4 separate regions of the Homo sapiens genome follow, and all the other regions are linked to region 1. The links are chromatin contacts, found by Hi-C or POLR2A ChIA-PET in ENCODE. All regions are on one chromosome and are shown on one strand. The core of a region is the stretch at or near the end of the contact, and the rest is flanking DNA. Distances in the headings are between cores, read along the strand shown. Region 1 overlaps SRP54-AS1 (SRP54 antisense RNA 1). Region 2 holds the start of NFKBIA (NFKB inhibitor alpha). Region 3 has its middle 39 kb from the start of NFKBIA. Region 4 holds the start of PSMA6 (proteasome 20S subunit alpha 6).

Region 1 (7,887 bases), core at 1,583-4,082:
CTTTTTCTTTCTTTTTTTTTTTTTTTTTTGAGACAGTCTCACTCTGTCACCTGGCTGGAGTTTAGTGACACGATCTTAGCTCCCTGCAACCTCTGCCTCCTGAGTTCAAGTGATTCTCCTACCTCAGCCTCCTGAGTAGCTGGAATTACAGGTACACACCACCACGCCCAGCTAATTTTTGTATTTTTAGCAGAGACAGCGTTTCGCCATGTTGGCCTCTATCTCTTGACCTTGTGATCCACCCACCGCAGCCTCCCAAAGAGCTGGGATTACAGGCGTGAGCCACCATGCCCAGCCTAATTTTTTATTTTTTGTGAAGATGGGGTCTCTGTTGCCTGGGCTGGTCTCAAACTCCAGGGCTCAAGTGATCCTCCAGTCTCAGCCTCCCAAAGTGCTGAGATTACAGGCATGAGCCCCTGTGCCCACCCAAAAAATTATTCTTAAGCTGGTGAGTACATAAATGTTTCTTTATTATTTTTTAAATCTATATATATGTTTTATGAAGTTTTTGTTATGTGTAATACATTTCATAATAAAAACAAGGTTTAAAAAAAACAAGCTTTCTGACTTGTTCTGATATTTAAGATTTTGGTAAAAAGTTTTAAGTTTTAAAGAGTGCATATGGGCTGGTCCGAGTGCAGTGGTTTATGACTAATTAATCACAACCAGTTCCAGATTTCTTTGTTCTTTCTCTACTCCCACTGCTTCACTTGGCTAGCCTTTAGTAAATAAATAAATAAATAGAGTGCCTATGGTAGTTAACCAAAAAAAGAGTGTTTTCTAAGCTTCCATTAAGTCTATCATACACTATCATTAATTCCCCTAAGACTGTGTCAAGTTACCTATTTACAAAGATCGATTGCTCAGATCCTTCAAAGTTCATGAATCCTTTAGTTTTGGATGATAAAGAGTGAAAAAACAAAAGTTAAAGAGAAGCCCACAGAACCAGAGAAAAAAAGAAGTTGCCTTCTTTCTCATCCTTCATAAACACCTGCCCACACAGGTTGATGTCCTTTTTCAAATATTTAGTCAGACCCCAAGCACTACCTTTGACCCTGGTATTACAAGTCCCACTCTGCCTTTACTACTCATATCTGAACTTTTAATATCTAATTACAATATTCAGTGAACTGATATTACATGCTACCATTTTTAAGTTTGGAATTAAACTTGGAATTATGTTGACAAATCTGGTTTGTTTTAGAACTTAATACGATTTAGAACTTTTGTTTATTATGTTTTATAAATTAAATGCCATTTTTTACCTTTTAAAATTATCTTCCTATTTTATTCATTCAGCAAATATTTATATACCTATAGTAAAAGTATATAAACCTGATATATAGTAATATATCCAGAAATGTTCAGGATAGAAATGCAGTAGTGAACAGACAAGCAAGCTTGTAGTCTTTAAATAAATTACCAACTGTAATGCTGTTTGACATTATGTTTTTAAATAATGCATAACCTATTGTTATCAGGGAGTTATACATACCTATGTATTACCATATATCTTCCAATATAGGCTTGTAATAAAGTCAGTATACTCACGTTCTCTTTTCTAAGCATGTCTTAACAGGTTAAACCACACAACCGTGATATTTGTATATTATATAATTAACATCTTAAATAACAGCTTTGAAATTTCTTTTTTTTTTTTTTTTTTTTTTTTTTTTTTTTTGAGACGGAGTCTCGCTGTCACCCAGGCTGGAGTGCAGTGGCGCGATCTGGGCTCACTGCAAGCTCCACCTCCCGGGTTCACGCCATTCTCCTGCCTCAGCCTCCCCAGTAGCTGGGACTACAGGCGCCCGCCACCACGCCCAGCTAATTTTTTGTATTTTTAGTAGAGGTGGGGTTTCACCGTGTTAGCCAGGATGGTCTCGATCTCCTGACCTCGTGATCCGCCCGCCTCGGCCTCCCAAAGTGCTGGGATTACAGGCGTGAGCCACCGCGCCCGGCCTGAAATTTCTTAGTGATAGATTGCACTGCACTAAAATTTGAGACAGGGCCAGGCATGGTAGCTCACCCCTATAATCCCAGCACTTTGGGAGGCCAAGGTGGGCGGATCACCTGAGGTCAGGAGTTTGAGACGAGCCTGGCCAACATGACAAAACCCTATCTCTACTAAAAATACAAAAATTAGCCTGGCATGGTGGCACACACCTGTAATCCCTGCTACTCAGGAGGCTGAGGCAGGAGAATCACTTGAACCAAGGGCGGAGATTGCAGTGAGCCGAGATTGCACCACTGCATTCCAGCCTGGACGACAGAGCAAGACTCTGTCTCAAAAAATAAATAAATAAAAATTGAGGCAGATACACTTCGTATCATACACATTAAAACAGGAAAGGATTAACCCTCATCACACATATACTCAAATCAAAGTTAATACCACTTGGTTTTCTTTTTATTTGTTTTAGTAAAAATTAGACAGTTTACAATTAAAGAAACTATCTTTGAGAACCTGATCTTTCAGTCTATGGATATTTAATGAAAATAATGAAATTAGTTATCACCTTTGAAGAGGGGAGGATTCAGGGAAGAAAAACCAGTACCATCCATCTGTAATAGATTGCTTAATTGAAGATATTTAGCAAAAGCACACTGAAGACTAATAGAATTGCCCAAAGGTTTTTCTCCTCTTTGATCTACATATTGTGTCTCACATGACACAAGTGTGACACACCACCTCAAAAACAAACTTGCCCTTTCCATTCAAATACCAAACTGGCCAAGTAGGGTGGATAGAGTGCTGTGTCTCCTTCCTGGTACAGTGTGCCAGCAAGGAAAGTCTCTGTTATATAACTTCCTGCATCTTCAAAACAAAACAAGACTTCACGTAAGAGATATTACCACCCCTAGAAAAGTTCCACCCATCAGAATAGGAAATCCTCATCTGTTGCTGACAGCAGTGTCACAAAGGCCTTAAAAATGTTTAAATACCTTGACTAAACAGTTCAGTTTCTAAAAACTTAAGAAAATAATCGGATATTTGCAAAATGATTTCTGTATGATGGTTTACTACAGTGTTGTTTTATAATGGTAGTAAATTGGAAACCACCTAAACGTCCAGTAGCTGGAGATTGATTAGGTATAGGACATCCATATCCACTCCAGCCTGGGTGACAGAGCGAGACCTTGTCTTAACAAAAAAAAAAAAAAAAAAAAAAAAAAAAGTAGACAGCTGCAACTTTGGATGGCCAAAGGGCTGGCAGTGATAGGAACAGCTACTTCAATAAAGAGAACAGAAAACTGAAAGCTGTAAATTACACATTTTCTATTCTGTGCTTTGCTTTCCGGGAAGTCACATGTTCATTAGACTCCTTTTTATTTAAAAACTAGGTAATACTTCTTTCCCACCTTATAATTACCTCCCAAAATACAGTCAACACAATGCTGTGCTTTGGCTACTTTGGCTAAGAATAATCCCAAATCAGCATTTTAAACCAACAGTATCAGACCAGATCAAGAGAGGTAAACTGATGTGTTCCAGCTCTCTGTTATGACCAAGCAGGAAGTTTCCGAGCAAACCTCCACTTCTCAGGAAGTTTACGTCAAACTTAGTATTTACATCCTGTTGAATATAGTCTTAATTTTTTTCTCAATTCTAGATACTATTTGAATTAAAATGTTGGAGTAATCTGTCCTCAAATTGTTTTTTTTTAACTCTCAATAGACTATGTATATCTGTTCTAAGTGACACATGGAATACCTCCATGACTAATAGTGACAAAAGTTAAAGATTGTTTTTAGAATTAAGTACCTATAATTATAACTATTTATATCCCTATACATTATCTCTTATTCATTTGATCTCTCAAGTAGGTCCTTGTTAGCTATGTTCTGATTAACTCATTATGCAGTTAGTATACTATATGCAAACAAATAAAACCCTCAGTGGAGCATCCTGATGTTTCTCTCCAGGACTGACCGTGTAATATTGACGTGGGAAAGGTGACACGATGCTGAGTCTGATACTTCTAGCAGCTGGCTGTATGACTTTGGCTAAGGCCCTTAACCTGCAGTTTTCTCACCTGAAAATAAGAGGGGTGGGTTAAATGATCTTTAGTATATCTTCTGTGATCGTACTATGCAGGAGTGCCAATCTGTATCTTACATACAGTAAAGTCATACTTCATTATGTTTGTTTGTTTGTCTTTTGAGACAGGGTCTCACTCTGTCACCAGGCTGGAGTGCAGTGGTACAATCATGGCTCACTGCAGCCTCAACCTCCCAGGCTCAAGCGATCCTCCCACCTCAGCCTACCAAGTAGTGGGGACCACAGGTGCATGCCAGCTAATTTTTTTTTTTTAAGAGATGATGTCTCCTTGTTGCCCAGGCTGATCTCAAACTCCTGGACTCAAGCAATCCTCCTATCTCTGCCTACCAAAGTGCTAGAATTATAGGCTTAAGCCACTGCTCCTGGCGCTGATCTCAAACTCCTGGACTCAAGCAATCCTCCTATCTCTGCCTACCAAAGTGCTAGAATTATAGGCTTAAGCCACTGCTCCTGGCGTCATACTTCTTAAATTAAAAAAAAAGGCATATTCTAAGTGTAAGCCGTAGGACAAAAACTGTGCATCTTTGTAGTAGGTGTGCTAGTTAGGATTATGGTTGGAAGTAATAGAAATCTGAATGGATCTTGCTTAGATAATGAGGTGAATGTATTTTAAACACATAAAGGGTCTCACAGAACCCAAGGACACAAATTGAACTGGACATAAGGAGCCAGGAAGGTGAATGTCAAAGAGACTCTGTCTCATGTGTCCTCCTCCCTTTGTACATCAGCATCATTCCACCTTCTCTCTGTCCATCAGGTTCTTCTGCTTCCCTGAACCACAAGGTGGAAAATAGCTGCTGGCAGCTCTTCAGTTTACAAATTACAGTGTGGACACAGGAAAAGAAATGGCTGTTTCTCAGTCCAAATGCCATGTCTCAGGAAAAGGCTCCAACCGGCCCACATTGGGGCAGATGTCCATCCCAGGACTTATCAACTGTCATCTATATTTGGGACAACCTCTATTGAAAATGATGATTTTCACTTCAATTCTGAGGAGTAGGCAGGAAAGGGAAACTTTTAGAAGGAGGATATAAGTAGAAAATCTAGGCTGGGGCCAGGCACGGTGGCTCATGCCTGTAATCCCAGCACTTTGGGAGGCCGAGGTGGGCGGATCACGAGGTCAGGAGTTCGAGACCAGCCTGACCAACATGGTGAAACCCTGTCTCTACTAAAAATAGAAAAATTAGCTGGGCGTGGTGGCATGTGCCTGTAATCCCAGCTACTCGGGAGGCTGAGGCAAGAGAATCACTTGAACCCATGAGACGGAGGTTGCAGTGGCCGAGATGGCGCCACTGCACTCCAGCTGGGGCAACAGAAGACAGAGTGAGGCTCCGTTTCCAAAAAAAAAAAAAAAAAGAAAGAAAATCTAGGCTGGGCATGGTGGCTCACGTCTGTAATCCCAGCACTTTGGGAGGCCAAGGCAGGTGGATCACAAAGTCAGGAGATCAAGACGATCCTGGCTAACACAGTGAAACCCCATCTCTACTAAAAATACAAAAAATTAGCTGGGCGTGGTGGCATGTGCCTTTAGTCCCAGCTACTTGGGAGGCTGAGGCAGGAGAATCACTTGAACCTGGGAGGTGGAGGTTGCAGTGAGCCAAGATTGTGCCACTGCACTCCAGCCTGGGCAACAGAGCCAGACTTCATCTCAAAAAAAAAAAAAAAAGAAAAAAGAAAAGAAAATCTAATTGGGGTTCACACACTAAAATATCAGTGTTAATAGTATTTTTACATTTGGAAATAATTATAGATTCACAGGAGGTTGAAAAATTAGTGCAGAGAGGTTCTCTGTACCCTTCACCCAGTTTCTCCTAATGGTCAGGTCTTACATAATTATAGTGCAATATCAGTTGTAAATTTTTTATTGAGACAGTTGATTTTCATATTCTTTCCCGTTTATTATAGCACATGTGCCTCACTCTTCATGGTAAATGTTTTACTGAAGAATAACATACAGAAAAGTGGACAAGTCTTAACTGCACAGCTCAATGAATTTCCATGAAGTAAATATACCCATATGATAATCCAGCTCAAGAAACAGAAAATCACTACCACCCCAGAAGACTGCCTTATACTACCATCTTTTAAGAGTGAATCACACATGGGGTACTCCTTGTATCTGGCCTCTTTCTTTTTTTCTTTCTTTTTAATTATTATTTTTGTTTGAGATGGAGTCTCATTCTGTCACCCAGGCTAGAGTGCAGTGTCATGATCTCGGCTCACTGTAACCTCTGCCTCCCGGGTTCAAGCAATTCTCCTGCCTCAGCCTCCTGAGTAGCTGGGACTACAGGCACCCGCCACCACGCCCAGCTGATTTTTGTATTTTTGGTAGAGACAGGGTTTCGCCATGTTGGCCAGGCTGGTCTCGAACTTCTGTCCTCAGGTGATCCACCCACCTCGGCCTCCCAAAGTGCTGGGATTACAGGCGTGAGCCACTGCACCCGGCCTGTTTCCAGCCTTTGTTCAACATTATGTTTGTGAAGTTAATCTGTGTTGTTTTATGTAATTATAGTTCACTCATTCTTTCATGGGCTTAAATCTTTTTACAATAAAATTTTAAGAGAATAAAATTGTAAAAAAAAAAAGCTCATGACATGCAATAAACTGTATAATTTGATGCGTTTTGACATGTATACACCCATATCAGTACCACAGTCAAGATCATGAATACATCTATTTCCTCAAAATAGTCCATGAATTTTTTTTTTTGAGACAGAATCTCGCTCTGTCGCCCAGGCTGTAGTGCAGCGCGCGATCTCGGTTCACTGCAACCTCAGTCTCCCGGGTTCAAGCAATTCTCCTGCCTCAGCCTCCCGAGTAGCTGGGACTACAGACGCGTGCAACCACGCCCCTGTAGTCCCAGCTAATTTTTTGTATTTTTAGTAGAGATAGGGTTTCACTGTGTTAGCCAGGATAGTCTTGATCTCCAGACCTCGTGATCCGCCCACCTCGGCTTCCCAAAGTGATGCGTCCATGAATTTTTTAAAACTAAAAATGGGACCTGGATAAAGTGAACATCTTAGGGCCGTAATGACCTCCAGACCTTTTGCAGAAGGTTGGAATAGGTAATATTTATTTTTCCCTGTTGTTAAGAAGACTTTAATGAGAAAAGTTTCTATTATATATCTTCTGTATTTTAAATTAGCCAACATTTGTACGCACATACAACAAACTGGACTAAATTTTGGGATTTACTCCAATAAGTACAATAATAGTGTTTAGAGAGCTATAGATAAGAGAATATTTGCTTTATCAATCTTTTTTTACATGGCATTTTTAAAATATGCAGAATACTTTTGTTATAATGTACAGTTCTTCCATCTCCTTACTTATGTCATCACAGTGATTCATAGTTGAGGAATTATAAGAATAGAGGGGTCAAAAGACTGTAAAGTCAGAACAGCAAGATTTTTGACAAGGAAGGAAGACATATTCTGGCAAACTTAACATTAATGCCAGGAACAAGTCTAGATTGGATTTTCATAGGTGATTTGAGAGTACTTAAGGAAAAGACATGATCATTTAGAGCCAGCCTAAGTTTACCAAAAACAGGTTAAGCCACACTAACTTTATTTTTCAGATAAGATTAGCATATTCGTAGTCTGGAAAATGCTATACAAAGAATGTAAAGCATGAAACTACTTGTGGACCAAATGAAAAACTGTGGAGCAGATTATGATGCAGTTAGACCTTGCTTGAATGACTTTGACCCACAAAAGCAGGTAAATGTTCCCCTGGACTGAGGCTTTTGGTTACATTGCAAGGTTCCATCACGGGCTCTATTACATTTAACATTTTTAGTAATTATTTGGATGGAAAATCACATA
Region 2 (7,887 bases), core at 5,388-7,887, 470 kb before region 1:
TAATTTCAGTGCCAAAGAACAAGGGCCTCATATCATTTATGTCTCATCCCCTGCCAAGTACCAGGCTCTTGTGTGGAAGTTCCCTAGTGCTAAGTATCCTCATACCCTGACTAAACTCAGAATGAATTTACACCCAAGACAAAATAGCAAATACAGCGGCATGCAGGGGAAACTGCCTTAAGCCTTTACCACCTTCCTGATCCAACAACTTCTCCCTGAACACAACAGACCATGAACAATGCTACACACCTATAAATATTACTTGGTTACTGCCAACAAGCCACGAAAAGGGAGAGCCAGTAATTTTGGCCACGGGTGACACGTGCAGGCCTCCTCCTTCCCTCGCAGCAGGTTACCCAAGAGCCAGATGGGCATGCAGTTAGGGCACCAGCAGAGCAGGCACACCTCAGGAGATGTTTAGTGAAGTCATCTGATTGCTTAAAACAACGTAAGTAGTCATTGTGAGAAAAATCAGAACTTTGTTGGACTTATTATGCTTATTTTACACTGTAGCATTTAAAAATTGCTTTGGGGCAGGGTGCAGTGGCTCACACCTGTAATCCCAGCACTTTTGAAAGTGAAGATGGGCGGATCGCTCGGACCCAGGAGCTCAAAACCAGCCTGGGCAACACAGGGAGACCCATCTCTACAAAAAATTAAAAAATTAGCCAGGCACAGCCGGGTGTGGTGGCTCATGCCTGTAATCCCAGCACTTTGGGAGGCCGAGGCAGGCAGATCACTTGAGGTAAACAGTTCGAGACCAGCCTGGTCAACACAGTGAAACCCTGTCTCTACTAAAAATACAAAAAATTAGCTGGGCATGGTGGCAGGCTCCTGTAATCCCTGCTACTTAGGGGGCTGAGGCAGGAGAATCGTCTGAACCTGGTAGGCAGAGGTTGCAGTGAGCCAAGATTGCACCATTGCACTCCAGCCTGGGTGACAAGAATGAAATTCCGTCTCAAAAAAAATTAGCCAGGCACAGTGGCATGTGCCTGTGGTCCCACTGCATGGGAGACTGAGGTGGGAGAATTGCTTGAGCCCAAGAGATTAAGGCTACAGCGAGCTGTGATCATGCCACAGCACTCCAGCCTAGGTGACACAGCAAGACCTTGTCTCAAAAACACAAACAGGCCGGGCATGGTTGCTCACACCTGTAATCCCAGCACTTTGGGAGGCCAAGGCGGGTAGATCACCTGAGGTCAGGAGTTTGAGACCAGCCTAGCCAACATAGTGAAACCCTGTCTCTACCCAAAATACAAAAAATGAGCCGGGCATGGTGGCGGGTGCCTGCAATCCCAGCTACTCAGGAGGCTGAGGCAGGAGAATCACTTGAACCCGGGAGGCAGAGGTTGCAGTGAGCCAAGATCACATCATTGCACTCCAGCCTGGGCAACAAGAGCAAAACTCTTGGTTTGTCTCAAAAACAAACAAACAAAACAAATAAATACTTGGTTTGAGGGAGGAAAAATTCACTTTTCAGAGGTTAGAGCCCCTAATCCTAACCCTGCCTGGCAGGAGCAGCCCTGCGCATCATGGATGGACACACTGTCCCAGTCTCCTGTTACACAGGAGCAGAGAACCCATGATGCCAAGAGCAGAAGGTTGTGCCTCTTGCAAAGCACAATTAAAACATCATACCTTGGCTGAAAAAGAGGTTGTAAACTCAGAGCTTATAGGCTCTGTTTAGCCAATAGATGCAGAAATGCATTGTGTTTAGTTTTCATAATGTTTTTATGTTTGTTTGAGGCAAGGTCTCACTCTTTTGCTGAGGCTGGAGCTCAGTGACACAGTCATGGCCCACTGTAGCCTCAACGTCCCAGGTTCGAGCAATCCTCCCACCTCAGTCTCCCAAGTAGGTGCGACTACAGGTGTATGCCACCACACCTGGTTAATTTTTTTATTTTTATTTTTATAGCGATGGGGTCTCACTATGTTGCCCAGGCTGGTCTCAAACTCCTAAACGCAAGTGATCCTCCTGCCTCACCCTCTCAAAGTGTTGGGATTGCAGGCATGAGCCACGGAGCTGGGCCAATTTTTTTTATTTCTTTAACAATAGAAGGTCACTACTGAACTGAAGGTGCTACATGCCAAAAGTTGTCTGAGCTAAGTATGAGGGAAGTACACACCCTGACCTAAGCTGTTGGAGATCCCACTCCTTTCAGACTCAAATGGTCTGTTTCACTCATCTGTGAAATCTGCCTGCTCCCTATGCGTAAGTATTTTGAGTTTGAGATCCTTTAAAGCTTTGATCTCCATTAAATTGCAGAATTTGTAGCAAAGGAAACACATTAAGGATTTGACGGTCTTATTTTCACTTCACTACAAATGAAGGTTCTGACAGCTGTTTTTCCTTTTTTTTTTTTTTAATTGAGACAGAGTCTCTCTCTGCTGCCCAGGCAGGAGTGCAATGGCACGATCTCAGCTCACTGCAACCTTCACCTCCCAGGGTCAAGTGATTCTCCTGCCTCAGCCTCCCGAGTAGCTGGGATTACAGGCATGTGCCATCACGCCTGGCTAATTTTTGTATTTTGAGTAGAGATGGGGTTTCACCATGTTGGCCGGGCTGGTCTTGAACTCCTGACCTCAGGTGATCAGCTCGCCTCAGCCTCCCAAAGTGCTGGGATTATAGGTCGGAGCCACCGCCCCCAGCCTTGTTTTTCTATGGGAAAAGATCCATAGCTTGGGGGCTCCCTGTTCTGAAGAGGATGCAGACAGTTGCTACCACGATAGCAAGAAAGAAGACAACCTGAGACTGAAAGCAGAATATTTAGAATTTCACAGTGGGGCTGCCAGTTGGGAGTGCACCTGCCTTGCTCTTCAGGAACTCTGTCATGGCTCGTCTTTCTTCCAGCCTAGCTGCACTGAGCAATAGGTAGCCTGATTCCAGAGTTGAATTTGCTGTAGCCAAAACAATTTAGTTTTAATTGGCCAGGCCAGTTGACACAGGCCACCCTGCCCTGAGGATTTTGGACCACCTGGCTGAACTTGTAGACTCTCTCCATGGCACTTCAGGCAATAGGTTTTGTCCATACTGTGCTTGTTCCATGCAGGAGGAGTGCCTGAAGTGCCTGCAGCCAAACCAGGCCCTGGCGATGCTCCTTTTCCCATGGGGGTGCTCCTGGAGCATCACTGGCCGTCCTGTCATTTCCTACGGCTGCGTCCTGGGCCAAAATACAAAGCAGCTTTGAGGTGTAACTTATTATTTTGCCTTATGCATTAAAAAGGCCAAATAACATTAAAAATCAGTTATCTAAAGTATTTTGTTTTGTTTTGTTTTGTTTTTTGAGACAGAGTCTCACCCTGTTGCCCAGGCTGGCGTGCAATGGCGCGATCTCGGCTCACTGCAACCTCTGCCTCCTCGGTTCAAGTGATTCTCCTGCCTCAGCCTCCTAAGCAGCATCTGCACCACCACACCCGACTAATTTTTTGTATCTTTAGTAGAGACGGGGTTTCATCATGTTGGCCAGGCTGGTCTCGAACTCCTGACCTCATGATCCACCTGCCTCAGCCTCCCAAAGTGCTGAGATTATAGGCGTGAGCCACTGCGCACAGCCTACAGTTTTAACATTTTTTTTAACGGTTATGTTAGCTAGAATGTTTGACAATGAGGAGGAGAAAAATCTGAGTGCTGAAGGGTCCATAAAGGTCTTTCTTTTTCTTTTTTTTCTTTTTGAGACAGGGTCTCAGTCTGTTGCTCAAGCTGGAGTGCAGTTGTGCCATCATGGCTCACTACAAACTCCACCTCCCAGGCTCAAGCAATTCTCCCACTTCTGCCTCTGGAGTAGCTGGGACTACAGGCACCTGCCACCACACTCTGCTAATTATATTTTTTGTAGAGACAAGAGTTTAGCCTTGTTGCCCAGGCTGGTCTCCAACTCCTGGGTGGCAAGCAATCCTCCTGCCTCAGCAACCCAAAGTGCTGAAATTACAGCAGTGAGCCACAACTCCTGGCCCATAAAGGTCTTTCTAAATCAAAACCAGACCCTCTTGTTGTCTTCTGCCCAGTCTGCTCATGGTTCTAATTTCCAAGTGTATATTCTTTTTCACCCACGTTGTAATGTTTGTTGACTTAAACCATATAGCGCTATAGATGATGGGGAGAAAACCTGTTGGATCACATTATTCAAAACTGTTTCCCAGAGTCGCAGGAAAACAATAGGTACCTCCTTGGAAATCTCCACTGTAGGGACAAGTCATCAAGGCTCAGCACCTCCCAATTTTTGCAAAAGGCACTATGACAAATCAAGGAACGCCTGTGCCTTACTCTTACCACTAGGTGTCACACAAAACAATCAGGAATAAACACCAAGATCCTGAAGGCTACCAGAAATATAAAACCATAGAAGGTGGTGCAAAAAAACCTTATTCCTCAGATATTTTTATTTTTTATAACCATTTTTATACCTGAAGCCAAATATCTTCTTCTGATGTATCCTCTATAATTGGGACATTTAGAGTTTGATGTTTCTGTACTTGTTTAAAAGAAGTGACTATCCCCAGATGGGGGTCAGGGGACACCCACCCTTTATTTTCCCTAACAGTTGGAGTAGAAAATACTTTTGAGTACATTCCAAATTATAGTGTAGTCAGTCTGATTTTCACAGCGTGTTTTCAAAAGTGTTAATACTAAGACTGCTTTGGCCAAATGATTAATATACTGCCAAGGGGTTCCTGGGTAAATTTCTATGCATTTCAGTTTCTTTTTAGGGAAGTAGGAACAATATCTATCTTACAAGATTAGTTCTGAGAACAATGTGGTACATAAGGCGCTGGAATTCTTTCAAAAATTTATACCCTGACATTTCCAAGAGCCATGGTCACCCTTACAAAGGAGAGTTAGGCATGCATTTGTAGACAAGCAATATGACTTTTAAGCTAGAAAAGACCTTAAGTAACATTCAATCTAATCTTATTATAAAAGTTAAGTATACCACAAAAAAGTTAACTGACCTCTCCAACTAATGTGCAGTCAAGTAAAGATAGAACCTGGAATTGAGATGTCCCATTGCAGTCACTGTTTCACCTTGCCTCAATCATTGTAGATTTGCATATCATAAACCTGCAGAGACAATGGTGTCTATCCCTGGGAAGTTTTCATTGTAACATGTGATCATTATTACCCTGGAGGGTCTATCTGATTTTAATTTTTTTCCCTTCATACTTGGTCTCTCTCTATCGAGTCAGATTTCTTTCATTCTAATATTAGGGGAGGGGTGGAGATACGAAGAGAGGGGAAGGATTGGTTAGTACAAGGCCAGTCAAGGTAAAGATGATTGCAATAATCACCAGAAATCTCTGCAGAACTACAGAGGCCTCCTGGGACTAATTCTGAAGAGCTCTGACCGAAGTTTGCTTTATTTTGCCTGTACCAATTCTACCAAGTAGATGAATTCAGTCCATGGCTTGCAGGCTTGGAGGTGGAGGTGGAGTGGAGAGCATAAATTATATTTCTGCAGGTGAAACCAGAGCATAGTGAGCCGAAACCCCTTTCTACCCAGGTGGCGTGAATGGGTCCAACTGCTACTGTCCCCCAGGACAAGAGAGCAAGGAGGGGCGGGCAGGATGGGACTACCTTGAGCCTCCCGCAGGATGCCTGGCAACTACTTTCTTAGTGGTCCTTAAGGTCCAATCGCGGTTAAGGCACTAACTAAACTCATTCTTCAGCCTCCTTCTCTAAGTTCTCCTCGAATTTGGGTGCCCAGAAGTAGGCTCACGATCCTTTTTCTGCGGGAGCACAATGTAGGTCAGATAGCATAAACGAATAGCTACTTATGAACACAATAGCTACTCTGCTATTGCAAGGTATCCACAACCACCACTACAAACATTAACACCTTGCTTTACTTGGGAAACAAAAAAAATCATGGTCCTATTCAGCAGTTTCCCCATACAGGGAGCGTTTGCCCCTCCCCCAGTCAACAGGGCTGTTCATCCCTAGGAAGTGATTTGAGAGTTCTCCAAGGATTTAGGCTTTTCACTCCTCCAAAGCTTTCACAACTTCTACCTGGCGGGGGTGCGTGGGGGGGTGGGGGCGAAGCTAAAAGTTCCTTTGCTGCAAAGAGCCTGGTATAGGCAGAAACACCGGCGCGGCCTGCAGCCCCCTAACCACAGTGCGTCCTTCCCCTTAGAAGTCTGGGGAAAGCAAATCCCTACGCCCAGCCATCATTTCCACTCTTGCGTTTTCAAAAGATCAAAAAACGGAAAGGACCGGCAGGTTGGCAAACCCCAAAGAGGGACCGCCCATCAGGTCGGCGTCCTTGGGATCTCAGCAGCCGACGACCCCAATTCAAATCGATCGTGGGAAACCCCAGGGAAAGAAGGCTCACTTGCAGAGGGACAGGATTACAGGGTGCAGGCTGCAGGGAAGTACCGGGGGGAGGGGGCCTGGTCGGAAGGACTTTCCAGCCACTCGGCGCTCATCAAAAAGTTCCCTGTCCGTGACCCTAGTGGCTCATCGCAGGGAGTTTCTCCGATGAACCCCAGCTCAGGGTTTAGGCTTCTTTTTCCCCCTAGCAGAGGACGAAGCCAGTTCTCTTTTTCTGGTCTGACTGGCTTGGAAATTCCCCGAGCCTGACCCCGCCCCAGAGAAATCCCCAGCCAGCGTTTATAGGGCGCCGCGGCGGCGCTGCAGAGCCCACAGCAGTCCGTGCCGCCGTCCCGCCCGCCAGCGCCCCAGCGAGGAAGCAGCGCGCAGCCCGCGGCCCAGCGCACCCGCAGCAGCGCCCGCAGCTCGTCCGCGCCATGTTCCAGGCGGCCGAGCGCCCCCAGGAGTGGGCCATGGAGGGCCCCCGCGACGGGCTGAAGAAGGAGCGGCTACTGGACGACCGCCACGACAGCGGCCTGGACTCCATGAAAGACGAGGAGTACGAGCAGATGGTCAAGGAGCTGCAGGAGATCCGCCTCGAGCCGCAGGAGGTGCCGCGCGGCTCGGAGCCCTGGAAGCAGCAGCTCACCGAGGACGGGGACTCGTAAGTGGCGGAGGCCCGGGGCTGGGGGTCGTCGGGAGGGCGGGACGCGCGCGGCCTGGGGGTGGGAGGCGCCGGGCCTGGAGCCCGAGCCGGGGGACCAGCGATGCAGCCGGGCGGGCGCCGCGGCACCCCGGGGCTCCTGCACCGCCCCGAACGCTGCAGGGCTGCAGGGCCGCGCGGGGCACCGGCCCAACTCGGAGGGGCGGCGGCTGGGCCCTGGTGGATGGCAGCGTCGCCACACGCCCCCTCCCCCCAGACCCGTCCTCTAGGCCGGGGGCGGGGCGGCAGCGGGGACGCGAAGTCCCCGGTTGCATAAGGCGGGGCGGGAGTTTCTGGCCGCTGGCGGGCGCCGAGCAGCCGGGAGGGGAAGTACAGGGCGTTCCGAGCTGGCGGGAGGGCGGGGCGGTCTGGCCGGCGCCCGCCGGGGCCGCGGGGGGAGGGGGGCGGAAAGTCCCTGGGCGCCTGCCAGGAACACTCAGCTCATAATAACCTCGCGGAAAACACCGCGGCCTCGGCCTCCAGAAACCCCGGCCTTGCGCAATCCCCCGCAGCCCGCGCCTCCCTGGGCCCCACGCGGTGCACTCACCACCCCTGGGGTTTTTCCCTCTCTTCCCCACAGGTTCCTGCACTTGGCCATCATCCATGAAGAAAAGGCACTGACCATGGAAGTGATCCGCCAGGTGAAGGGAGACCTGGCCTTCCTCAACTTCCAGAACAACCTGCAGCAGGTGCGCCGCTTGCCTGGCCCGGGTTCTCTCTGACCCTGGGACGTAGCTGATGTAGCAGAGTCACCCCAGATCCTTTCTGAATTCAGGGCCACTGAGCACTATTTACCCTCACCTTTTACTTCACATCAGCCCACATCCTAGAGAGTGAAGGAAATTCCACTGATTTGGTGAGGTCTTTATGACCCACCTGG
Region 3 (7,887 bases), core at 2,738-5,237, 430 kb before region 1:
TGGCACATCCATAGGTCTGAAACGGGAGTTTGCGGCGGGGCCTGCTCCCAGAATGTATTCATTCACACTGCCAGACTCCAGGCCCATCAGTTCCTTCAAATCCACTGAGCTGGGATCTTGCAGGCCCCGAGACCCCAGCATGGAGGGTGGCGTTCATGGAGGCCTTTTTGACGGGATCAGGTGGGGTGAGGAGAGGGTCTGAGATACTTTTTGTGCACATCGCCGGTGTGACGGGCAGGAAGGAGTCCGCTGTCACACGCATGCCGTGGGTATTTGGAGAGAGTTTAATAAAGGAACCGTTTACAAAGGCCAGGGCCCAGCGTGGGGCAGCCACGAGGGTTAGTGCTGGAACCCGGGCGCGCGACAGCTGCCCGGACCCTGCCTGAACCCAGAAGCGACCCAGTGAGAGAAGGAAAGAGGAGCAGCAGCGCGAGCGCAGTGCAGCCCTCAGGTGACCCCGCAACGCCAGTGAAGAGCCCACAGGGAGTCCAGGAAATAAACCCGGACCTCGGCTCACCCTCCGCCGCCCATCTCTGCAGCGTTTTCCCCGGGGCTGAGCCCAACCAGGATCCCACGGGCCAGAGCCGCAGCGCCGCTGTCCCCAAGACGTGGCCAGAGGGACAAATGTCTGGCACAGCTAGCTGATGTTTAAGTGGTTTTCTTTTGTCTTTGCAATTTAGAGATAACCGTATGAAAAATAGCTGTATTCCGATATCTCAAGAGTTAAAAAATCTCACCCCAGCCGCCCTGCCCCTCGCTGGGTTTGCGGGCTTCTTTCTGGCAGAGTCTGGGAGGGCGTCCCCAGGCATTTGCTCTCCTGCCCCCGCGGTCACCCAGGAGGCCTGGGCAGCCCAGCCCCTCTGTCCAGGAAAGCCCCTGGAGTGGGTGCAAGCTCTGAATCACACGTTCCACCCTGACACCCCTTAGAAATTTAAGCTGCCTGTCATTGATCCTTCTCCGGGCCACTTTTGTACACAGTTCCAGCTGAAGAAAGGCACCAGTATCTGCACATTGCTTAAAAATGAGACTATTCACCTCTCTGGGGTGAGGGGAGAAACAAAAGAAAAAGAAATGAGAATAAACGCACTTCGCATCCCAACATCATAAAATATTACAAAGAGTTTTGCTTTTGCAAAATCAAATAAACTACCCACAACTGTACCTACCAAGTAAAAGTGCACCTTTGTTTGTAAGCAGAGGAATGAGGAAAACAGACTGGGGACACTTGGACTCATTTCCAGAGCATAGCTTTAGGGACCAGCCTCAGGGTGGTTGTAAAGATCACATTCAGAACAATGAGCTCTTCCTAGATGTCAAGTCACTATGCGGGACTGCACCTCCAACCCCAAGGCTACCCACTAACCCCAAACCTTGCCCTCTAAAGCTCAGCTGGGAGTGCAATGGGTTAAAATAAGTCAACCCAATGGAGTGCAGGGGCCCGGGGAGCTCCTCAGCCATGTGGAGTCCTGGTTTGCCCCCATGCCAGGCTGCTACAGGCAGGGCCCATTCATCCAAATGAACCCCTGAGCTGCTGGGGCAAGAGGGTGAAAGGAGAAGATGTCCCTCCCAGTTGGTTCCCAGGTTTGAGGGAGAAGCACAGATCCTGCCTCCATCCAGCCCAGAAGAGAAGAAGGGTCCTCCTGGGGAAGAGGTGGCCTGACCCCCATGCAGGGCTGGGAGGAGGCGGGTGAGGGGGCTGTTGTGAAGCTGCAAGTTCCCTTTGCATACCGAAAGCTTCTAGTTGCAGCCGGATGTAGGGGAAAGTGCCGGGGGAGATAAGGGGCCCCATGAGCAGAGCACCCCACCATGGGAAGATAAAAATAGAAATACAGTTCTCCCCACCCCCACCCCAGCCAAAGAAAGTGTGAAAAGCCACTCTGGAATGCCACAGAAGCAGCCATGCAAATTAAACTCATTAAATGAAATAGTACAAGTACAGGGCCTAGCACTAGCTTGCCACATGGTAGGTGCACAGTGAATGTTGCTCCCCTTACACACACACACACACACACACACACACACACACACACACACAGCTGTGTCTGGCCCTACCACAAGCTGAAATGCACATTTACTTGATATATTCATCCGGCTCCTCTTTGAGAGGCATGACCTCGGCTGCCCAAACTTGCAGGCCTCCCCGTAACTGGCCACAGCAATCCCAGCACAGAGCCCCTGGTGTGGAAGGGGCATGACAGGGCAGCCTCAGCCTCAGGTGTCAGCCCTGGTGGGCTGGGTTCCAGGCAAACATTCTGAGGCAAAGTCTCCACGAGGGTGAAGGTTCTCCCAGAGCTGGCCCTTCTGACTCCAGGCACAGGGCCTGGGGCGCCTCGTCACTTCTCCCTCCTTTCTGCCAACCAACCTCCCCCGGCTCCACATTTGCAGACAGGTAGCCAGGCCCCTCCACCTCAGGCTCCCTGCAGGGTGGCCCTGGGATGTCAGGTCTGGGGTGGGCAAGGGGAGGCTGGAAGACAGTCTCCCAGTGACTCAAGCTAGGCTGACCCCTCACTACAGAGGAGTCAACCCCTCCATTTGGATGTGGAGCTTCGGTCTCCTCCACCACACACTTGCACGAAGGGTTGGGAGACTGGGTATGGGGAAGGAAAGGGATAACGCTGAGGGCTGAGCCCTGGGGGGTAGTGCCAACCTGGATTTTGCAACAGAGCAGGCTGAGAGCGAGGACCATGTACAGAGAACCCACTGTGTGCCGGCTCTATGCCAGGCCTTTGCATAGTTTCATTTCATCTTCACCACAAGTTGGTCAGGTAGGTGTTCAAGACCCATTTTATAGATGAAGAGACTGAAGCCCCGTGTTCAAGACCCATTTTACAGATGAAGAGACTGATGCCCACAGAGTTGAATTTAGTTGCCAGAGTCACACAGCTATCTGAGAGGGGTGGCCTCTGGCTCCATTGGAGGTGCTGTGTTTTCTGACTGAGGGTTGGGGCTGGTGTGGATCTGGGTAAAAGGCTGCGGATGGACTTCTGGCTGCAGCCCAAGGAACCATGTGGGGCAAGGCTGGCTCGGTGAGCATGCAGCGCTGTCACAGAGGGGTCGGGACTGTGGGCACCCTGCTGGCCAGTGGAGGGCTGTGGAAGAGGTTTGCACAGGCCTCGCTGTCCCCGAGGTCACCAGGCCTTCTCCCCTGGAGTAAGTGGGGGTCCCCAAGCCTTAGACTCCAGCGTGGGTGATGACTTCTTTCTGCCTTCCCAGTTGATGCCCTTGGAAAAGCCCCTGACTCCATCATGGGCCACAGAGTGCTGTGTAATTTCCTCTGTGGGTCAGCCCTCCACTGAAGGCTGTGACGGGGACATGACTCAGGCCTTGGCCTGCCACCGACAAGCCACCAGCTGCATGGATCCCAGCTGACTCGGTGGACACAGAAGCGGCGCCTGCTGGTTTCTGCCATTTATGCTTCATCCTACACTAGGAGAGGTGCGCCCGCCGAGGGGATGGGCCAGGCAGATTGTGGGTCACACTGGACCCACAGCATGTCAGGAACTGGGACCAGTTCTCGGTCATCGCTGGGGAGAACCGTGACTGAGACAGACCCTCCGCCAGGTCTGGAGCAAGTCAGCCAGGATCCTCCAGGCTCAAGAATCTCAGTGGCACCAGCAAGCTATTGGAGCTGGGCCTGCTCTCCCCATCTACTCCCAAGTAAGAACATTTTCCATCTTCCCACAGGAAGTGACCCACAAGTGAATTTGCTCTTTTTGGAGAAAGGTGCTTTGCTTAGATAATTAAAAAAAAAAAGAAACCAAACCCATTCAGTGGTTACTTCAAGCTGCCTTCCAGGAATTCACCATGGATATACAGGGCCTTGAAAGGCCTCAGCTGACAGCAGGTCTTTGGAAAACAAGAAAGGTCATCTTTGGATCCCTTGTTCTGAGCTGACAGTGGCCTCCCCCTCAGGGTGGGGAAGCACAGGCCAGGGCACCAGTCATACTTCTGGGCAATTCGAAGTCATGTGTTCTGTGTCACCAAGGCCGTGACTCACCCCTGTGCTTGCCGAAGCTCATTCACAAAGGGGTGAAACTGCTCTACAAGCACTTTTCTGAGTGAGGCTGCCCACCTCCCAGAGGGGAAAACGGGCCCCACGGGAGGTGGGCCTGGCCCTCCCGGGTTCAAGCCGTCCAGGCAGGGGCCCCTCAGGGCCAGGACCAGGAGAGTTCAGTTCTGTGTCCCCACCCCTTAGGACTTCAATAAATTCTGTTAGATGAATGAACCAACAGCAGAAGAAATGAAGTGAAGCTGGCACAAAACCCTAAAGCTCCTCCTTTCGATGTAGACGTTCCCTGTGTTCTTGCTCCTCGGGGAAGAGGAGAGATGCTTGTGTGACCCATGGGAGGGAGGCTGGACCTCCTCAGAGTGAGCCAACAGCGGCTGAGGGCACAGAAGTCACATGCCCAGGGCCGGCTCTCCCTCCACATCCCTCTAAGAAGGTGGGAGCTGTCCTGGAATCCTTTGAGGGGGTAGGGCCACTCAGTGTCCGGGCTATTTCTGGAATTACAAACAGCTCATGTTGGTTGAGATCCTCAAAGGAGTTTCATTTATTTATTTATTTTTTTATTTATTGAGACAGAGTCTCACTATGTTGCCCAGGATGGTCTCGAACTCTTGGCTTCAAGTGATCCTCCCACCTCAGCCTCCCAAAGTGCTGGGATTACAGGCATGAGCCACTATGCCTGGCTCAAAATAGTTTTTTATTTCTTTTTAATCTTTATTCATTTATTTTTTGAGACAGAGTCTTGCTCTGTCATCCAGGCTGGAGTGCAGTGGTGCGATCTTGGCTCATTGCAACCTCTGCCTCCAGAGTTCAAACGACTCTTGTGCCTCAGCCTTCTGAGTAGCTAGGACTATGGTGGTGCGCCATCATACCTGGCTTTTTTTTTTTTTTTTTTTCTGGAGACAGAATCTGTAGCTGGGATTTTAGGCATCTGTCTCCACACCCAGCTAATTTTTGTATTTTTAGTAGAGACAGGGTTTCACCATGTTGGCCAGGATGGTCTCAAACTCCTGGCCTCAAGTGATCTGCCCACCTCGGCCTCCCAAAGTGCTAGGATAACAGGTGTGAGCCACCACACCCAGCCAAAAGAGTTTTTTTTTTTTTAAATTATTGTTATTATTATTGTGCTCCTTAAAACAACAAAGGCCAGGTGACAGATGCTAAGAGCCCAGTCTAGACTGGTGCAGTCAGGCCGGGAGGAGTGAGCAGCCACTTGTGGGCCTCGGTCAGGCTGTCCTGACAGAGAGGACAGAGTAGGTGGCTATCCATGCTGCAGGTTCCGCCACCCTACAGCATCTCCTCCCTGCCTGGGAATCCCATGTTTAGTTGCTCCTGTAGGTTGGACAGCCATGATTGGGGCAGCTGCCACCCAGAGATTGTGGGGACAGTTCTGGGCTTGCCTAAGGGCTCTGGAGTCTGGAATCTGGACCACATAGTACAGCAAGAGAAACAGCACACAGCTCATCCTTGAGCGTATCTAATATATCAAAATGATTCCAGAATTAATGAGACCTCCTGGGTACCTAGTACCTAAAGGCTTAACTGGGATAGCACTCCACCCCACCCCCCATCCCACCTGCCCCACCTCTCGCAAGACATATTCAGTCCTCCATAGAGACACCTCCCTTAATGCTAAGGAGTTCACTCAGCTCAGACTTCTGGAGTGGGGAAACGGAGGCTTTCTCCATCCAGACTCATCATCCTGGAATTCTTTATTTCTCTCTCCTGATTGCGGTTTTTTTTTCTATATTCCCTATTTTTTCACTTTTTCTTTTTCACAGTCTTTTTTTTCTTGAAATATTTCTCCTTTTCTTTCTTTGTCTTCTCCTTAGTAAATCAAATTGCCTAATTGTCAACCTGGCAGGTGGGGACTGGAACCCAGGGAGGATGTGGCACCGGACAGAGGCTTCCAATGGAGGCAACAGCTTGGTCCACCCACATGGCGGCAGATCCACGCATCTCCCTGGACCTTCCGTGTCTGAGCGTCCATCTGGGAGCCTCCACCAAGGGGCATGAGAGAACAGAAGCGGAGGAAGACCCTGAGAGTTGGCTTCCTAAGAGAGAAAAGGGTAACGAGAATGACATAAGAGTTTTGTTAGGCTGATCACACTAATGGCCAAAACACTGAAGCTGAGTGGGTCAGCGATGCAGCAGGCATTAGTGCCAGCTGGAGAATACAAGTTTGCCCTGCACTTAGGGCCGCACCATCCATGTGGCAGGATTTCTCACTCCTGGGGCCTTCCACAGACGTGCATTTTACCATATTCTCTAACCATAAACAAACGAAAACTCTCGTGGCATACAGCTTTCAAAGACCATTGTCTCGAAAAGGAAATTGGGACTGCATTTTCCCACAAGTTCAAGGAGTTTTGATTACTCAGAACGCCCTCTCGACATTCTTGTGAACATTTGAGAAATTCCCACTGCCTCCTGTTGCCCTCAGTGCAGGAAGCCAGGGATATGCACACTCAGACAAGCGCTTCTGGGCTCACAGCAACTGCACAAACCATTGCATAACTGCAAGCAGGGTGCGTGTGTGTGTGTGCAAGTGTGTGTGTGCGTGCGTGCACGTGTGTGCATGCATGTCTGCGTTGTGTCCATATGCGTGTGCGTGTGTGTGCATGTGTCCGTGTGCGTGCATGTGTACATGCGTGCGTGCCTGTGCGTGTGTGCGCGTGTGTGTGCGCGCGCGCGTGTGTGTGTGTTACTTTGCTTGATAATGAAAGGAAATGCAAATAAAGAAATACTGGCTTCTGGTAAATTTATGCCTAAAAGATTACTTCATTCCAAATCTTTCTGGACTACACACCTCCTCAAAATTCCTCCCCAATTTTTTTTCCAGGAGCTTATTTCCCAGAGTGGTGTTCCAGGATTGCTGCAGGACATGTGACAATGGAATTACTTCTATGAGAGCCCGATTTTGGGGCTCAAAGTTGTCCTCAAGCCCAGAGATGGATGCAGGGACTCTCCAAGGTAGAAGGGCCTTCTGGCTACCAGCCACCCATGCAAAGTGAAACTCCAGGCACGAAAAAGACATGGGGAGTCTTGGCAAATACTGAAGCCACTGCTGGAAAAGAAGGAAGGCCCCATGTGAGCCTGCCCTCACCATTCCATGGAGACAGATGAGCCCGTGGGAAGCTGAATGTGCTAGGGGAGATCTTTGTGCCCTGCTAACCAGTGGCCTGCCAGAAGCCCAAAAAGTGCCAGGAGGGAGCAGCGACAGGAAAGCAGAGAATTCTGGAAAATAAGGTTTCCCAGCATCATCTGCCTGGGTGAATGTCGTTGGCAGGTAGACATCTGTCTCAATTTCTAAAGAATGATCTGATTTTCTAAAAAAGGAGAAAGAAGGGAAGGAGGGAAGAAGGAAGGAAGGGAAAAAAAGGGAAAAGTAAAGAAAAAATAAAAGAACTCCGGGCGCAGTGGCTCACGCCTGTAATCCTAGAACTTTGGGAGGCTGAGGTGGGCAGATCACCTGAGGTCAGGAATTTGAGACCAGCCTGACCAACATGGTGAAACCCCATCTCTACTAAAAATACAAAAAAAATTAGCTGGCTGTGGTGGCGCGTGCCTGTAATCCCAGCTACTCGGGAGGCTGAGGCAGGAGACTCGCTTGAACCCGGGAGGCGGAGGTTGCGGTGAGCCGAGATTGCACCATTGCACTCCAGCCTGGGTGACAAGAGCAAAACTGCATCTCAAAAGAAAAAAAAAAGAAAGAAAAAATAAAAGAAAAGGAGATATAAAAGTTCTAGATCTGTGCTGTTCACTGCCCACATAATGCTAGTGAGCACCGAAATGTGGATGGTCTGAAACGGGATTCACTGTAAATGTAAAATAGACACTGGGTTTCAAAGGCTCAGTGAGGAAAAGGGACTGTAAAATAA
Region 4 (7,887 bases), core at 2,185-4,684, 360 kb before region 1:
TTTTAACAAATGAATACATGCACACACATACAACCTGCATATGTACATTAAGAGAAATATTTCAGGCCGAGCGCAATGGCTCATGCCTGTAATCCCAGCACTTTGGGAGGCCGAGGTGGGTGGATCACCTGAAGTCAGGAGTTCAAGACCAGCCAGACCAACATGGTGAAACCCCATCTCTATTAAAACTGCAAAATTAGCCAGGAGTGGTGGCACATGTCTGTAATCCCAGCTACTTGGGAGGCTGAGGCAGGAGAATCGCTTGAACCTGGGAGGTGGAGGTTTCAGTGAGCTGAGATCACGGCCATTGCACTCCAGCCTGGGCAACAAGAGCGCAACTCTGTCTCAAAGGGAAAAAAAAAAAAAAGAAAAAGTCTTTCTCTCCACTCCCTGGGAGCAAACACTGCCAATAATATGTTATTAATAATTATAAAGTATGTTTATAATTATGATTGGCATTACAACTTTTTTTTTTTTTTAGATGGAGTCTAGCTCTGTCACCCAGTCTGGAGGTGCAATGGCACGGTCTTGGCTCACTGCAACCTCTGCCTCCTAGGTTCAAGCGATTCTTGTGCCTCAGCTTCCTGAGGAGGTAGGACTACAGGCACGCCAGCACAAGCAGCTAGTTTTTTGTATTTTTAGTAGAGACAGAGTTTCACCATGTTGGTCAGGCTGGTCTTCAACTCCTGACCTCAGGTAATCTGCCCACCTCGCCCTCCCAAAGTGCTGGGATTACAGGTGTGAGGCACTGCACCTGGCCAAGCATTATAACTTTAAATGTCTACCTCTATTTTTTGATATATCAACTTTAGACGACATTTATCTTTTGAGTCCCAAGTATGGAAGATAAAGAGCATAGTTACCTTCCATTAATCTCCCCTCATCATCATCCCATTTTTAAAATATTATTTTCCTACTGTCAATGTTAACAACTTGCATCCTATAATCCTTCCATGCTTTGTCTTTGGAGGATTCTAAAGTTTACAAACAGACAGTATTTAGAATATTATGATTATGTATATATTTTACTGGAGAACTAAGCATGGAAGGACCCATAAAAAGGGAAATATTCCATACAGAGCTACTAATCTAATAGACCAAAAAAAAAAGGGGGGGCCAAAGAATCAAACAAGCATCTAATAACATTCACTGAGCATTTACTATGTGGCAGGCACACGTTAAGCACTCTACATACATTGCCTTATTTAATTCTCAAAACCACCATTTAAGGAAGAATTATTATGAGCCCAACTTTGGAAAGAGAAACTAAGGCTAAGGTTACATACCTGGCAAGTGCCCAGATCAGGTAGTATGGAGCAGGGCAGAGATTTGAATCCATGTATGACTCCAGGGCCTGAACTCTTCACTATACTGCTTGCTCATACTACTCTTTCACTTTCATTTTCCTAACAATGTCTAATTAATGCCCTGAATAGCAGAGGGAGTGTGTTATTCACAGAGATTAAAATCATTCTGTCTAGGCTGGTGCTAGGCCCGGTGCTCACGCCTGTAATCCCAGCACTTTGGGAGGCCGAGGTGGGTGGATCACCTGAGGTTGGGAGTTCGAGATCAACATGGAGAAACCTCGTCTCTACTAAAAATACAAAATTAGCCAGGCGTGGTGGCGCATGCCTGTAATCCCAGTACTTGGGAGGCTGAGGCAGAATTGCTTGAACCCGGGAGGCGGAGATTGCGGGGAGCCGAGATCGCGCCATTGCACTCCAGCCTAGGCAACAAGAGTGAAGCTCTGTCTCAAAAAAATAAAAATAAATAAAAAATCATTCTGTCTAGATAATGAACTTGTTTTCAGATAGATGTTCTCTTCCAAATCTTTTAAAACCATCACAATGACACTGTGTTCAGCCTTTCCACTCACCAAATCTGGGAAGCATTAACGATTATGCTTTATGGCTGGACTTCACAATACAGTATATAGAAACAAAGTAAAGGTCTCAGAGTGACTTTTCCTGTTCACATATTAAAAATCACGAATGGAACGCTGAAAGCAGTAGTCTAATATACGAAAATTATTTAAAACTCAGGAATTTAATACAATAAATGAAAATTCTTTGAGGATACAGTTATCTCTTTGTTCTATCTTTAATCATGTTTTTCAATTGGGGATAAATTAAAAGGGCTACTGAATTATCCAACAAGATGTTTCTTGCTACATTATATACACTATGCAGTAATACACTGAGCAGTTTCATTCCAAGTTATCTTTAACTCTATTTCTAAAATTTACAGGTGAAGAGAACCTCATTTACAGACCAACTCTCTCCTTATGATTCCAAGCACAGATGATTATATTACTGTGCAAGACACGGAGCCACTAAACTCATTCAAAAATAAAACCATCACGGACCAGATGTAAATCAAGCCCTCCTGACACTAAATTCTCTATGGTAAGAGATCAAGGGTCTGGCTTATAATCATAACCTAAACCTTGACACCGTTTCAGCGCAATACATTACTATTCCGAGTAACTGATAGTTTCTTTCCACTACAGGTGTTCTTCAGTAAACTAGTACACAGTACCTCATCTACAACTCAGAATCGGCATTTAAATTACAGGAGCATTCAAACAGATGTGGGTAAAAAGGGGATGCCAATCTCAAGAGCAGCTCTAGAATTGAGTCACTCATTCTATCAGATTCCCAAAGATGTCTTGAACTCTGTAGATATTTGTAAATTGGCACTTTTAATTTTTTTTATCCGTTTGTTTAACGTATCTGTCACTCTAAGCTGTGAGCTTCAGTATAGAAGAGGGTGTAACATTCACATTTGTATCTCCTAGGACTAGCAGTGTCTGGTATATAGCAGGCTTCGAGTGCCTGTGTGGAATTAACCACAGAAGTCCATGCTGCAAACAAAGGAAAACGGAGAGGAGGCATTTTAGTTGAGACGTTAAGGAATCAATTACCCTTTAGAAACAGACCTTGTGCCTGGCCAGGACAGAATACAATAACTGAAGGGGCCTCACGAAGCCGGAGTCAGGCATTACAGCCCTATCTTCCTTAACTCTCCATTGGGTCTACGCAGTGTGGCCGCTCGCCCTGCAGAGACAGGCCTTCAGGCCCCCGATCCCTGCGTCCAGACGGGGGTGCAAACACCACAGAGCTCAATCCAGCTTCAGCCGTTCTCCCTTCCCAGCTCCAGCCCAGCTTCGGCCCCAGACTAAACCCGGGCCGCGTCTGCTCGCTCCAGGCACGTACCATGACAGGGCAATTCAGGTGGCCCACAGGCGAACCTGGTTCACTCACCTACTTGGTAGAGCCGACCCTCGGGTGAAAAAATGGTAATGTGGCGGTCAAAACCGGCGCTGGAACCACGGGACATGTTGGTAGAAGCACTACTTTAAACACAATCCCTGGGCCCCGTAGCTCCCGCACCAGGCACACAAGCACCTCCCGGAAGTTGCAGCGACTGCTTCCGGGGTACCAGCCGCGTTTCTTCCGCTCTTGCATGCCGAACTCACGGCTCTGGAGCCAGTTCGAGCACTGAGCTCTGAGGCCCCGCCCCCTAAGGGGGTGGTGGAGTGAGGGCGGGAGGCCTTTGAAGGTATGCGCCTGCGCCAAGCAGGCCTCTTGAGTGGATAGACGTGAAACTTGGGTCGTGGCGCTTTCAGGCTTTCATCTGGAGAATGAATTGACTATAGCAAGGACGAAAAGGCTTCCTGGGGGCCCAGAATAGCGATTTGCCTATCAGTGTGACCTAAATAGAACGTGTAATTAACAAGTCTCTTACATGCATCCTGTGTCTGGTCAGACTGCTGGCTTGCCTTCTTCCTAACCTCTTTTATCCTCCACTTTCATTCCTATTACGGGGGAAACAGGTTGCAGCTGCAGCTGCAGCCGTTAAATTTAGGCACTGAAGGAAGCGGGTTCAAGCAGCCGCTGGAAAGAACATTATTTTCTGACAGCCAGGCAAGATCTTCTTTTGGCCAGCAGCCCCGACAATTTTTAGTCTTTTTTTTTTTTTTTTTTTTTTTTGAGACAGAGTTTCGCCCTTGTTGCCCAGGCTGGAGTGCAATGGCGCGATCTCGGCTGACTGCAACCTCCCCCTCCTGAGTTCAAGCGATTCTCCTGCCTCATCCTCCCGAGTAGCTGGGATTATAGGCGTGTGCCACCAGGACCGGCTAATTTTGTATTTTTAGTAGAGGCGGGGTTTCGCCATGTTGGTCAGGCAGCTCTCGAACTCCTGAGCCCAAGTGATCCACCTTCCTCGGCCTCCCAGAGTGCTGGGATTACAGGCTTGAGCCACAGTGCCCAGGCAATTTTTAGTCTTGAAAGCGGAGGCCGGGCGCGGTGGCTCACGCCTGTAATCCCAGCACTTTGGGAGACCAAGGCGGGCGGATCACGAGGTCAGGAGATTGAGACCATCCTGGCTAACACGGTGAAACCCCGTCTCTACTAAAAAATACAAAAAAAATTAGCCAGGCGTGGTGGCGGGCGCCTGTAGTCCCATATACTTGGGAGGCTGAGGCAGGAGAACGGCGTGAACCGGAGAGGCGGAGCTTGCAGTGAGCCGAGATCATGCCACTGCACTCCAGCCTGGGCGACAGAGCGAGACTCCGTCTCAAAAAAAAAAAAAAAGAAAGAAAGCCTAACTCCAGCCTGGCCAACATAGGAAGGCCCCGTCTCTACAAAAAATAAAATTAGCTGTGCGTGGTGGCGCGCGCCAGTAGTCCCAGCTACTCGGGGGGCTAAGGTGGGAGGATGGCTTGAGCCCAGGAGATCCAGGTTGCAGTGAGCTATGATCACGCCACTGCACTCCAGCCTGGGCGACAGAGGAAGATCTATCTAAATAAAAAAAAAAAAATGTGGAACTGAGGTTGAAATACGAGTAATGGGGAATGAGGTTAAGCACCCTTGATTAATAATGAACTAGAGCTGAGGGGATGGGGCTTAGAGCAGCTAGTGTTGCATGGATTAATGAGAGTAATTCCAAGCTGGCGAGGTAGCTCCGGGAGAAGAGCAGGTGGCTTTTCAAATCGCAAATTTGTGCCTATTTTGACTTTCCCCAAGGCACACTCCCATTTAATGAATACAAAATGCAAAACATAATGTTAGGATAGTTGTTTTTCTCCCCAGATAAAGATGGTTTGTGTACAAGGAAGGCAAGATACACTAATGTTTGTGGCACTGTAATGCCTGCTGTAATACTGAAGTAGGGATTCTTACTCCTTTAATGTATTTCCTAAACTAACTTTCTATTTTAAAGAAAAAATGTTCTAAGACCTTCATAAGGGAATTCCAATTTCTCAAGTGTTTTTAAAAATTAATTTCTATTTTATTAATCTAAAAAATCCCAAACTGAAACATGGTTAAGAAAACGGTAAATGCATACAGCATCTCTGGCACAAAGGGTACTTTCCAGCACTGGCTAGTTCCCAAGTGGACTGATAAAAGTTTTCCCTTGCTTCTGGTTCAGGTCCCTACTCTCAGGACCAACTCCTCTTGACCTTTTGAAGACTTTTGTCTTCTCAGACTCTGAAAGAGCCTGGTATACTGTAATTCCTACTGTTTGCCTGCATAGTCAGAGTTCTCGGTAAGGCTGCTAGGAGGATGAACTTAGTCTCACAGCCTCAACAGCTGGCTCTATACTGATGTCTCCTGAATTTAGGTCTCTAGCTGGACCCTTCTCTGGAACTGGATCTTCTCTAATTGCCAATGGGATATTTTTCACATTGAGACATATGGCACCTCAAAACCCCACGTTTGAAAGAGAACTCCTTATCTCATCTATTCCCTCTCAAGCGAATTCCTGCCCCTTGTACCACATTTTCCAAGTCTTCAGAGCCAAAACTTTGTAGCAGTCTTAATTTCTTAATACTTCTCCCCCTCTGCCTTCATTTGTTCCTGCTCTGCTATTCTGCCTTTTTTTTTTTTTTTTTTTTTGAAATGCGGTATTGCTCTGTCACCCAGACTGGAGTGCAGTGGCATGATCACTGCAGCCTTGAACTCCTGCGCTCAAGTGATCCTCTGGCCTCAGCCTCCCAAGGAGCTGGGACTGCAGCTGCACACCAACAGTCCTGGCTAGTTTAAAAAAAATTTTTTTTAGAGACTAGGTTTCACTGTATTGCCCAGGCCAGCCTCAAACTCCTGGCCTCAAGGGATCCTTTGGCCTTAGCCTCCTGAGTATCTTTTTTCTTTCTGTTATATAATTCATAAATTTAGGCTGGGCGTGGTGCAACACCTGTAATCCCAGCACTTTGGGAGGCTGAGGTGGGTGGATCATTTGAGGTCAGGAGTTAAAGACCACCCTGGCGAACATGGTGAAACCTCATCTCTATTAAAATACAACAACAACAAAAAAAGCCATGCAGTAATGGTGTGCACCTGTAATCCCAGCTACTCGGGAGAGGTTGAGGCAGGAGAATCGCTTGAGCCTGGGAGGTGGGGGTTGCAGTGAGCTGAGATCATGCCACTGCACTCCAGTCTGGGCAACAGAGTGAGACCTTGTCTCAAAAAAAAAAAAATCATAAATTTGTTCACTGTTTATTGTCCCTCATGCCCACCCACAATTTAACCTCTGTGATGGCAAGGATTTTTGTTTTGTTCACTGATACAGCTCAGACAACTTGAACAATAACCAGCATATATTAAGTGCTCAATAAATATTAGTTGAATGAATGAATCCCTAATGGTGTGGGAGTTAGTTCATCCTTTTTTATTTAAACCTGAATTTAAATTCATTTGTGACAGTTACTAGTTGGTATCAAACTCCTAGGCTCAAGCCAGGAGTGTCCAATCTTTTGGCTTCCCTGGCCACATTGGAAGAAGAATTGTCTTGAGCCACACATAAACTACACTAACACTAATGATAAGTGATGGGCTAAAAAAAAAATTGCAAAAAAATCTCATAATGTTTTAAGAATGTTTACAAATTTGTGTTGGGCCACACTGAAAGCCATCCTGGGCCACATGCAGCCTGCAGGTCATGGGTTGGACAAGCTTGGCTTAAGCAGTCCTCCTGCCTTGCCCTCCCAAAGTGCTGAGATTACAGGTGTGAGCCAGCATGCCTGGCCTGTGATGGGATATTTCAAATCACACATATTACGCACCCTGCAGTCTATGAGAATTATTTCACACATTCAAACAAATCTTCATCCCCTCTTGTGGTATGGTATTTAAGCTGGGCATAGGATTTTGGATGGTGTATATATTTTAATACTCTAAAGGATACTTCCTGGAAGGAATCAACCTCATTTTCAACACAAACATAAATTGAAAGCTAGGATTAAAAATCAGGCTCCTTGAGGGTGGTGGCCACATCTGTTTTTGTTGTTGTTGTTGTTGTTTTTGGCTTATTTTTTGAGATGGAGCCTCGCTCTGTCGCCTAGGCTGGAGTGCAGTGGCACGATCTCGGCTCATTGCAACTTCCGTCTCCTGGGTTCAAGTGATTCTTGTGCCTCAGCCTCCCAAGGAGCTGGAATTACAGGTGTGCACTACCACGCCTGGCTAATTTTTGCATTTTTAGTAGAGACAGGGTTTTGCCATGTTGGCCAGTTTGGTCTCAAACTCCTGGCCTCAAGTGATCCGCCTACCTCGGCCTCCCAAAATGCTGGGATTACAGGCGTGAGCCACCATGCCCAACTAGCCACATCTGTTTTGTTCACCAGTGTATCCTCAATACCAAACAGTGCCTAGCCTGAGGTAAGCACTCCAATCATTTGTTGAATATGCATTCTCACTGTTTAGGTTTTCTATTATGTTAATTGTTTTTCTTTATTCAAAAAGATTTGTCAGTAAATGAGAGATCCAAATTTCAAAACCCTAAAAGGTCAGAGATTTTATATTAGAATTTGAGATTTTTCCACATAGCTAAATGAATTCCTCTGGGAAATCTTTCAGAAAGACAAAACGTTTGCCAATTCCATTCAAA

Evidence for each region. Hi-C counts contacts between places; a loop is a spot of excess contacts on that map. ChIA-PET counts read pairs that join two places held with the same protein, here RNA polymerase II (POLR2A). Pooled maps may share reads with other maps.
Region 2: a pooled map shows a loop between it and region 1 (13-fold over the local background). The contact joins the promoter of NFKBIA here to the enhancer-like site in region 1. A Hi-C loop is called at or near these places in 2 of 37 single-sample maps with no recorded cell type and 11 of 50 pooled maps. POLR2A ChIA-PET finds 5 or more read pairs at or near these places in 13 of 52 experiments (CD4-positive, alpha-beta T cell, CD4-positive, alpha-beta memory T cell, CD8-positive, alpha-beta memory T cell and 10 more).
Region 3: a pooled map shows a loop between it and region 1 (6-fold over the local background). The contact joins two enhancer-like sites. A Hi-C loop is called at or near these places in 5 of 50 pooled maps. POLR2A ChIA-PET finds 5 or more read pairs at or near these places in 3 of 52 experiments (activated CD4-positive, alpha-beta T cell, activated T-cell and endothelial cell of umbilical vein).
Region 4: a pooled map shows a loop between it and region 1 (4-fold over the local background). The contact joins the promoter of PSMA6 here to the enhancer-like site in region 1. A Hi-C loop is called at or near these places in 1 of 37 single-sample maps with no recorded cell type and 9 of 50 pooled maps. POLR2A ChIA-PET finds 5 or more read pairs at or near these places in 3 of 52 experiments (CD4-positive, alpha-beta T cell, activated T-cell and activated naive CD4-positive, alpha-beta T cell).

Annotation. Positions count from the first base shown.
Region 1 is chr14:34,926,281-34,934,167 of GRCh38, reverse strand. All of the region lies in intron 2 of SRP54-AS1 (SRP54 antisense RNA 1), which reads left to right. Among named protein-coding and RNA genes, the nearest start is that of SRP54-AS1, 52 kb to the left of the region's middle. Within about 2 kb of position 2,832, at least 10 of the 41 ENCODE cell types and tissues checked have a DNase peak (open chromatin) inside an H3K27ac peak, as active enhancers do; they include CD4-positive, alpha-beta T cell, GM12878 and endothelial cell of umbilical vein, where a contact is called at or near this core.
Region 2 is chr14:35,403,499-35,411,385 of GRCh38, reverse strand. NFKBIA (NFKB inhibitor alpha) reads left to right here and starts at 6,637. Exons shown (of 6, transcript NM_020529.3): 1 at 6,637-6,968; 2 at 7,588-7,696. The coding sequence starts at 6,742. RefSeq lists enhancers at 4,139-4,198, 6,176-6,575, 5,780-6,651, 7,756-7,805, 7,836-7,887 and silencers at 6,646-6,815, 6,966-7,555.
Region 3 is chr14:35,361,756-35,369,642 of GRCh38, reverse strand. No RefSeq gene overlaps it. Among named protein-coding and RNA genes, the nearest start is that of NFKBIA, 39 kb to the left of the region's middle. RefSeq lists enhancers at 550-1,138, 1,139-1,726, 1,727-2,316 and a silencer at 1,971-2,020. Within about 2 kb of position 3,987, at least 32 of the 41 ENCODE cell types and tissues checked have a DNase peak (open chromatin) inside an H3K27ac peak, as active enhancers do; they include endothelial cell of umbilical vein, where a contact is called at or near this core.
Region 4 is chr14:35,287,929-35,295,815 of GRCh38, reverse strand. It overlaps PSMA6 (proteasome 20S subunit alpha 6), which reads right to left and starts at 3,434. Exons shown (of 7, transcript NM_002791.3): 1 at 3,264-3,434. The coding sequence starts at 3,339. All of the region lies in intron 9 of PRORP-PSMA6 (PRORP-PSMA6 readthrough), which reads right to left. RefSeq lists enhancers at 1,338-1,517, 2,971-3,030, 3,111-3,230, 3,351-3,430, 3,147-3,733.